Linked DNA regions of Mus musculus: region 2 is linked to region 1. Evidence: chromatin loops called from intact Hi-C (ENCODE). Cell type or tissue: heart. All regions are shown on one strand.

Region 1 (5,000 bases):
ACAAACATTCAACTTTCCAATGCACTACAGCCAATATCTACTAAGTTTGAATGCACACTAGCCTACAAAACATCACAAAAATATATAAACTTAGCTATATGCGATTCAGTTCAGATAAAAAAAAAAAACCCAGCATATAGTATAATGAGTTACAAATAAACATAGGAGGAGTTTTGGGCCTTAAACAGAGATGTTGAATCCAAAGCCTTGCATGGCCTTGCTAGGCAATTGCCACTGGGCTACATTCCACAGCCCCAAATTATAAATATACCTACATACTCAAGTATTACAAATTTGACATAATACTTAAGTGAAAACTTTTATTTTTTTTTTAAGTTTTTAGCAGAAGCACAACAAAACCTGGCCTTTGAATCATTACTTAGTGCAGAAAGAAACTCCAAAGATCTGAATAAAACTCTTCACCCACAATGCTTATGCTGTTAATTTACTTTTTTCCCCAAACAACAGGCCACATTGGTTTTAGTTTTCCTTAATAAAAGGCATTTTGTATCACTACTTATCAAAGTGTATCACATTTAACTTAGATTTTATTACCTCATAGAGAACAGTGTCTAATTCCTGACCATAATCACAAAAAGTGAAAACAGCCAGCCAGGACTATAAGCCGTGTTACAGAAATACAAATGTTAAATAAAGAGGCTCTTTACAAACGGTCTGCAATCTGGTTCTTAAAAAAAACAAAAAACAAAAACAAAACAAAAATAAGCATCTATTAGTGGCTGTCATCTAAAATGTGTACTTAATAAATGAATAGTACACACAACAACAGAAACTGAGTACACAAAACCAACTTCAGAGTAAGCAGAATGCCAGACAAAAATAGGCTGGGTCCTGCAGTTTAAGTCAATGAGACAAAGGGATGAACACAGACAATACACTACAGAAAACACTAGGATATTTTCTAAAGTATCAAATTAGGCTGCTGACAACCATCCGAAGCACCCCTGGAAGTTCTGGGGGTTGTTTCCAATTCAATGCTTTTAAGCTAACCTCTCTCCAGACACTTGGGCGGCAAATTAGCTTACCTATGGTAAAGCACTTTCTCATAGGAACAAAATAATCATGCAACCTGTCCTAGGAAAGCCTGGGAATGAAATACCGCTGTCTCAAACCCGAAGCATCAGGAAACTTGAAGCAACAGTGAACTCCAATTTGCAGGGGGAGGGAGCACAGCCCTGACAATCCTCTGACTAAGCAGTACGTCTGCTCCACCTGAGAGTTTAAGAAAACTCTGCAAGTTGGTTCGCCCAGGAAGGGTCGGTCTTGCTTCTCTGTGGACTCAACTCAAAAAGACAGATGGATCGAAGAGCATCCTAAAACGGCTTGCCCTTCTCCTCAGTCAACTAAAGTCTTGCCCCGGGGAGACAGAAGACAGACAGACAGAACGACAGACACACACACACACACAACCTCCGGCGCGCTGGCTACAAACACTCCGAAAAGAGCACGAGGCGGAGGGAAGGCACTCGGGTGGGACACGCACACCGGCGTCCGACACCCGGCCCGGGTCCGCTCGCTCGCTTGCAGAACAATGCTCCCGCCGCGCTGCCAACCTCGCAAGTTGCTGCGAGTCTGCGCGGTCCCGGGGCTCGGACCCCGGCAGGGCTGAGGTGGCTGCGGAGTGCGCGAGGGCGGCTGGCCTGGGCTCCGCCGCTCCCGGGGAAAGCGGCGCGAGAAGCCGGGCAGGCAGGGCCGCCGGGCCGTGGGGGCGGGGAAGGCCTGGCCCGGGGCTCCGCAGCCTGCTCGGGCCGCCGCCGGCGGGAGCGCGGTCGGGGCGCGCGAGGGACAATAGCGCGCGGGGAGCGTCGCTCGGGGTCGGCTGAGGCGAGCTGAGAGAGCTGACAGAAGCCGAGGAGACCTGACACGCGCGGCCCGGCTCCGCGACGCTGCGCTCGGCCCGACCGACCGCCGCTCCGTCGCCGCCCGGGGTCGTGTCTCACCTCCCAGCCCCGCCGCCCAGGAGAGGAGCAGAATTAACACTGTCGGCAACACCATCTTCCCCGGCCGCCGCCTCCTCACGGGTTAACCGCGGTGCATCGATCCTGAGGGAGCCGCGACCGGCGCTGGGTCCCGACGAGCCTCCCCGGCAGTGGCACCCGGCGAAGCGCCTCCCTCTCGCTCCACTTCAGGGGCCCAGCCGCGCGCCCTGCTCCGCCAAAACAGGGCCCTCCCTCCCCCTCGGCCTCTTCCTTCCTCCCTTCCCCGCTTCCCTGCCCTCGCTCTTCGCCTGGTCTCAGCCCCTTCCCTGAGCCGCGGCCCTCCGCCTCCTTTCTCGCCACGTGACGCGACGGCACCCAATACACTCGCGAGGCCGCACCCCTGCCTCCCGCCCCGCCCTGCTCCCCCAAGCGCCCCGGGATAATGCGCATGCGTGCCGAGGCGAGCGCCCGGGCCGCTAGGCCCCGCCGCTGCTTCCTGTCCGCTGGCGGAGAGCAGGGATTGGCCTGGGAGGGCGGGGCCGCTGGAGACTCCGCCCACCGCCCCGGGCGGGAGCGCTCTTTTCCCTGTGAAAGTGCTACCTGGTTCTTCCAGCTGTTAAGGACTGTCTCTTGGAATCACACCCTACCCCGAAGCTGTCAAGAAGGGCTTTCGGCTTCTTCGCCTCCAAAAAACTAGAGGTTTTCCTTGCTTCTCTATCTGTTTCTTTTGAAGCTCTGCAGCTGCCAAGTAAACAAAAGCAGTCCCAGCAAACCATGATTTTAGCCGCGATACACAGCTCTGATGGGAACATAAAAGGAAAGATCCAACAGGAAGAAAAAAATACCCAAAGGGGTATCTTCCCGAACCATTAGCAAATGTATGTCACCTACTAGGCCTTAGCCATAATAATAAATAAATAAATAAATAAGCCGGTGGTCCTTAGTCTCCAGCTCAGAAAATGCTCGCTTGTTAGTCTGTTTCCCTCATACCTCCTTCATGCCAACTTCTACAAAACCGGTATTTGACTTCTCATTTACTCGCTTTGATTCTTTATACTCGTATTCAAGAACTACAACTTTAGGAGTAATGGGAGGAGGGATTTGTAAGGGTGGGACTGGGAGGAGAGGAGCGGGGCTGCTCTTCGGATGTAACGCGAATGAATAAATGAAAAAAAAAAAGAACTACAACGTCTTCATCATACTTAACTCTGCTTCGGTTGACTCAAAGAATATGAGTTTATATTATTGATAATAAGAATAAATTGCAAACCTTTTACTTCCGCCCTATATATTTTCTACAACCTACATTGTTAATGTAGATAATGTGGTTTTTAAAGAAAACAGAAATAAAGATGAGAATACTTTTCCCACCCCCATCTCCCATCTCTCATCTAATTATCCCAGGTTATTCTTTGAGTGGTTATGAGGCCAAGGGTAAACATGAACTTCTGATTCCTCCCATCTTCCATGCACCGTCACACCTTACTTAAGGAATATACTTATTTTAATTGTTTTGAAAAATGAATTGTTGTTTTGCTTCACATTACTAAACTCAATACTGCAGTCAGAACTTCCCACATCATCATGATTGTCCTGTCCATTCGTTTCTACTGAAGCATATAAAATCAATACAGAGTAACTGAATGCTGTTATTTCTTTTTCCTTTTGTAAAGTGTCTATTCTGAGTAACCTGCAGACATGTTGCTTATCACATGCGCTGTTTCTGCCTTATGTACTCACAGGCAGTAGAAGTTTTGACTTTTTGAGTTATTAATCCATCTCTGTGACAAGTTTGATATTAGGTAGTATTGTTTATAATCAATTCTAATAATCATAAGCAAAGATCATTTTCTTTTTTAATTCAAAGAAATCGCAGGAGTTTACATCTAAAATGCTGTTTCTTTTCTTTAAAAATATGAATGAATAATGAATGGTATTTTCATGTTACAAGTTTGGACTATTGCTTTGCTTAAAGTCTTAATTCCATTACTGGCATTTTCACAAGTGAAGAGGAAAGTGAGAAAATGTACCGGGGTAAGGTCTGCATTGATGCCATGCATCACAACCCACTTGAGTTTGACTCCCACCCCTGCCTCTTAAAAGCTGATAGACTTTGGCAAGGTTATTTCAAAATTCTTTGTAACCTTGGCATTTCCCTTGTAAAATGAAAATTGCCTTTTGGAACTATTTTGATGGATTAAATTCAGATCACTTAACACTATAAAGCAATTACAAGTGCTTAGCAGATAATAATTGTTATATGGTAAATAAAGTACATAAATGCCATTTATTTCCTCAAACAAATATCTAATCTAGTGGAAAATAGTGATTCCTTGGTTTTTAGCTGGGGGGTGGGGGGGAGGGTTGGGGGAGAGGGAGGGGGAGAAGTAGAGGGAGAGGGAGTGATACTTGGCCCATAATAAGCATGTGGGAGTCAGAGAACAACTTTATGGAGTGGGCTCTCTCCTTGACCTTTATTTGGGCTCTGAATGACTCAGGTCATCATGTTTGTCCAGCCCACCTGTTCCACGAATTACTTTAGCAGCAGTGTTACTTCAGCAATAATGACATTTTTGATGCTAAGAGTAAGAGTTTTGTTTGTTTCGATTTTTGTTAAGACCATAGAAAGTATCCCTACGTTATAATGAAACATTTCCTTCATAAACAAATGCCATATGTGATGTATCAGGTTAACAATATTAAAGAAAAAATGCTTACTGCACAGATCTAAGACCAATATCGTCCAGGTAGCATAGGGCAACCTTGCGTTTCTGATTCCTTCGCTGCTAACTCCTGAGAGTTGGAACTACATGCAAATGCAGCTAGGAATCAAATATAGCACTGTATGCGTACTGAGCCAGTACTCTACAACTGAACTGCAACTCCAGACCAACAATTACCTTTAATTTTTCAAACTCAGGAATATATTCCATTCCTTTTCTGTAGTAACAGCATTTCCTTTCTCTCAGGAACCAGGACTAAGAGTAGGATCCGATGGCTAGAGATCTGGCTCAGTAGCTCTACATTAGTGGCTGCTTTCCAGAGGACCTGGAATTCAAT
Region 2 (5,000 bases), 54 kb before region 1:
TTTGGGGAGGGGGAGTTCGAGACAGGATTTCTCTGTGTAGCCCTGGCTGTCCTGGAACTCACTTTGTAGACCAGGCTGGCCTCGAACTCAGAAATCTGCCTGCCTCTGCCTCCCAAGTGCTGGGATTAAAGGTGTGTGCCACCACCACCCGGCACGAAAAAGTTTTTTAAAGGCCACTTTGCACAAATTTTTGAAAAAAAAATTTCTTTAAAGCAATAAAGCACACGTCTGTAAGTACTAAGCACTGCCTCAGCACAACTGGCTTACTAATGGCAGCCATCAGGTCCAAGAGGTAGGCGGGTGAATATGGACAGAGCATTCTATATGTAAAGCAACTATACATAAACTATATGTAAAGCATTCAATACACAGTGACAAACTGAATCTTTTGATTAGATCAATTAAAAACCACACAAGAACAACATTATGTATGCAGTTACTTCAATAGCCAAGTTCTCAAAAGAAGCTTATCATTCAAAAATGCAAAAATTCTTGACTAAATAAGGATAGTTCAATGATGTGTACACACATACACACATACACACATACACACACACACACACACACACACACACACACACACACACACACACACATACAATTTACACCTAAGGTAATGCTACAGGTTTTGTTAGCTTTGATATAAGATCTTAACATGTAGCTCTGGTTGCTCGAGAACTTCCAATATAGAGGTTGGCCTAGAACTCTCAGATCTGCCTGTTTCTGCCTCCCAAGTGCTAGGAATAAAGACACCACTATGCCCAGCTTATAATGTATTTTCATGGAGTCAAACACACAAAACTCCATAAAATAAAACTGAACCTAGTCCAAACTACTATTTACTTTCAGTATTATAAATAATAAGGGATAAAATAAATAGCATAGCAAATTACAGAAAATAATGTTAAATTTTAAACAGTGAAAAAACGAAAATGAAAAATACTCAAAGTTCCGCATATGAAAAAGTACACTACAGAGAAAGACTAGCAACTGTACAGAAGAAGCATATGAGAGCTGGCTGACTTTTACAGCATCAGCTTTATGTTGAAGTACTGTATAGGAATGAACAGCTGTTTGCTTGTCTTTTAGGTCATGTGGTGCTGCTCCTTTTGAAATCCCTATGTAGTCTATATATGTAGACATGAGCATTCACTACTAGATTTCTGCACCTACTGTCATGCCATGATTCTGTGTTGTTCCATGGTAACAGCAATGGTACATATATATATGTGGTGTATGTATATGTGCTTGCATGTCCACACGAGTTCAACATTGGGGGTCTTTTCAATCCACCTGCTCCTCTCTCTCTCTCTCTCTCTCTCTCTCTCTCTCTCTCTCTCTCTCTCTCCCTCCCTCCCTCCCTCCCTCCCTCCCTCCCTTCCTCTTTCTGTTCCTTCCTTGCCTTCCTTCCCTGCCTGCCCTTTCTTTTTTCTTTTCTTTTCTTTTTTCCTTTCTTTCTTTTTTCCTTCCTTCCTTCCTTCCTTCCTTCCTTCCTTTCTTTCTTTCTTTCTTTCTTTCTTTCTTTCTTTCTTTCTTTCTTTCTTTCTGTTTAAATGTATGTGGGCATTTTGTCTGAATATTTTTGTCTGTGAGCCACTTGCATGCCTGGTGCCTGTTGAGGCCAGAAAAAAGTACTGACTCTCCTGGAACTGAAGTTATAGGCAGTTGTGAGCTACTGTGTAGGTACTGGAATAGAGCCTAAGTCCTCTGGAAAAGCAGCCAGTGTTCTTAACCACTAAGCCATCTCTCTAGACGATGACACTACCACTACCACCACCATCACCACACCACCATGTTTGTTTGTTTTATTTTAGAGACAGGGTCTCCTGCTAAACCTGGAATTCACTGATTCAGTTAGCCTACCTATCTAGCAAACTCCAGAGATCCTCCTGTCTCACCTCTCCAATGCTGGTAATGCAGGTGTAAGTTTGTTGGGCCCCATTTAGGCTCTGGTTTGGGCCTTGAGGACAAACCTGAGACTGGCTTGAATTTTGAGACCTGTCTCAGTCACTCCCCACTTATTGGGGTGACTCAGCAAGACCTGTTTGGCCCTGCCTCTGCCCCGCCCTTGCTGTTGTAGAGCTCTGCCACTGGCCCTGTCCATCACTCCATATCCTCTGTCACACTTCTCTGCCTCCTATATCATCTTACCCACCAAGACTCCCCTCCCTATGTTCTGAACTTATATAAGCGAGAGGCCAGTGCCATAAAGTTGAGTTCCTGCTTCTACAGGACTCCTGGCTCTGTATGTTTTCTTTTGGGCCATCGACACTCGCCATCTAGCTCAGCCCCAGAGAGACCCCAGTAAGACCAGGACCTCTCTCCTCTTGCCTGGACCTGCTGGCAAGGAGCCTGCATAAGTTGTCTGTTCTAGTTTATTACATGCACGCTGGTTATGCACTCAGAGATCATCATGCCTGCAAGACGACTGAATCATCTCCACACACTCTTTTTTTGGTACTGGGAAATCCATTTGAAACACACTCATACAAATCACAAAACTGGCACATAATATACTGCATATAATATAATATACTATTATATATAACATGTAATATTCAAAATGCAACACTGTAGAACAAAAGTCTTCTTATCCTACTCTGCAAATAATTATTTTCAAATTTCACCAGCTAAAACAAAAGCAAATGAAGACAAAAAACAGCCTTGTTTTGTTTTGTTGTTTTAAGCAGGGTCTCCCTATGTAGTTAAGGCTGATTTAAAACTTACTATGTAATCCAGGCTGGCCTCAAACTCATGATTCCCCCTCACCTCAGCCTGTCCAGTTCTAGGATTACAAGCATGAGCCATTACACCTGAGAACAGTTTTAAAATGAAACCTTTGGGCTGCCATATGGCAAGACTAATCCCTTACCTAGAATCTGCCTTTCTGTTCCTCACACATAGCTCACTTTATACACACACACACACACACACACACACACACACACACACGAGAATTTTTGTTTTGGAGATTTCATCTTTTGGGACACCAACATTTGGGACTTTAGTCTTTTAGAGTGGTGATGTTTTAGAGAGGAGTGGCAGGGCCTCGCCATATTGCACATGCTAGCCTCAAACTCTTGAACTGGACTCCCATATCTCAGCCTCCTAAAGCAATTACAACTACCCACTATACATTACTATGCATCATTTAAAATTTCTGCTATTTTAGACTTTAAGGATTTTGATCTTTAGGGATATTTCAGCGTTTGGTACTGTGTCATCTGAGATTAAGATCAGCACTGGTTTTCACCAATACATTGTTATGGATGCAGGCTAGTTATTTCATTATTAATTCTAAAATAATCTAACAAATAATATCTCCTGGGTATTTTACTTCCTCCTTTACTGATAAAAGATTTGAGTTAATACATTTATACACATAAACACATCTATCTGTAACACAGTGCAATTACATATACTTGATATTAGAGTAGATTTCTAGTCTTCATATAATAGTCAAGTATGTGTCAGTGTTCAGAGTATATCATATTGCCTATATGAGCTATCAGCAGCAGGAATTGAGAGAAAGTCAGTAGAAACATATCAGAACCAATATCTAATAGGTTGTCACTCCTCCGAGTTGAAAGGGAGCCTAGAATTAATAATAAAACTGCTATGCCCCTACTTCACTGAGAAAAGATTACAGCTCTCTATAACCAAGAGTACATGTTTAACAACAGGAGGTGGGGGCTTACCCTGACTCTGCTGCCTGTCTATGGATCCTGTTCCCCTCTCTGGCCTGTCCTCCCTGGCCTTAGTGGGAGAGGATGTGCTTAGTCCTGCAGTGACTTGAGGTGCCAGGGTAGGTTGGTAACAGGGAGGACTTCCCCTTCCTTTCTCAGAGAGGGATGGAGGGACAGGGGAAGGGCCTGTGAGGGCGGGACTAGGAGGAGATGGGATATAAAGTGAATAAATTGATTAATGGGGAAAAAAAGAATGTTTTTAATAAAATCAGTTCCTCTAAAATCCATCATCTGGCAAAGGCCAAGAGCATCTTTACTTTCATCATGAAGTCAAGGGCAACCTATTGTTGGAAAGATAATTATCTCCCCCCCTCTCATTTTAATAAGTACTCAGGGCTATCTACTACTTTCTGCCTTGGATTATTAAAATAGCCACTAGATTATACCAGTGACTATCCCATGTACCACAGGAATTCAAAGTCACTTCCCATTATTTATTTTTAGATCTTGACTCACTCTCACATCAACCATCATAATTCTTTGAAACTACAACATTCATGCAGATGATCCCTCTAGTATTCTTAGATCTTTACTCTAGTCTACAACTCTACTTTTGAACTTCTCATTCCTTTTTTCCTTTTTTTTTTTCAGAGATGGATATGCTGTTTATTATCCTTCTATTCTTTTTTTTTAAATTAGGTATTTTCTTCATTTACATTTCCAGTGCTATCCCAAAAGCCCCCCATATTCTACCCCCTACACTCCCCTCCTCCTCCCACTTCTTGGCCCTGGTGTTCCCCTATACTGAGGCAGATAAAAGTTTGCAAGTCCAATGGGCCTCTCTTTCCACTGATGGCCGACTAGGTCATCTTCTGATACATATGCAGCTAGAGACACGAGCTCTGGGGGTACTGGTTAGTTCATATTGTTGTTCCACCTATAGGGCTGCAGATCCCTTTAGCTCCTTGAGTACTTTCTCTAGCTCCTCCACAACGTCAACTTTCAGCATCCTATGTTCTGTCCACCATCTACACAATACCTCTAGATAGACCCAACCCATTCAAACACAATAAATCTTTCAATTCACCAATGCCTCTCATCCTGTGCACTACCATAGGGCAGTTTCCTTCTGCTTATTCAGTTTATATAACATCTAGGGTCATAATTACTTACTGCATTCACCTTTACTTCCTTTGTCCCCTATCCTACTCCCTTGACTCCCAGCCAAATCCCCTTTAAATACAACTCTTTATCCACACCTCTGATAAGCAGGACTTTCTCAGTTCAAAGTCATGACCTGTAGCCTTAAGTTCC

Evidence for each region. A loop is a pair of places that touch in the nucleus more often than their neighbours do. Peaks named below come from ENCODE experiments on the same cell type or tissue, not always from the same donor. Only the 100,000 strongest peaks of a DNase experiment are listed, where the experiment ranks them.
Region 2: it touches region 1 in a loop (2.3-fold over the local background); 1 of 42 quality-filtered maps calls a loop at or near these places.

What each region holds. Positions count from the first base shown.
Region 1 is chr9:70,676,221-70,681,220 of GRCm38, reverse strand. Adam10 (a disintegrin and metallopeptidase domain 10) reads right to left here and starts at 2,239. Exons shown (of 16, transcript NM_007399.4): 1 at 1,962-2,239. The coding sequence starts at 2,016. In heart, no CTCF peak of the experiment used is centred here; DNase peaks (open chromatin) are centred at 1,630 and 2,250; H3K4me3 peaks cover 3,119 bases; H3K27ac peaks cover 2,120 bases.
Region 2 is chr9:70,730,459-70,735,458 of GRCm38, reverse strand. All of the region lies in intron 4 of Adam10 (a disintegrin and metallopeptidase domain 10), which reads right to left. Among named protein-coding and RNA genes, the nearest start is that of Adam10, 54 kb to the right of the region's middle. In heart, no CTCF peak of the experiment used is centred here; no DNase peak of the experiment used is centred here.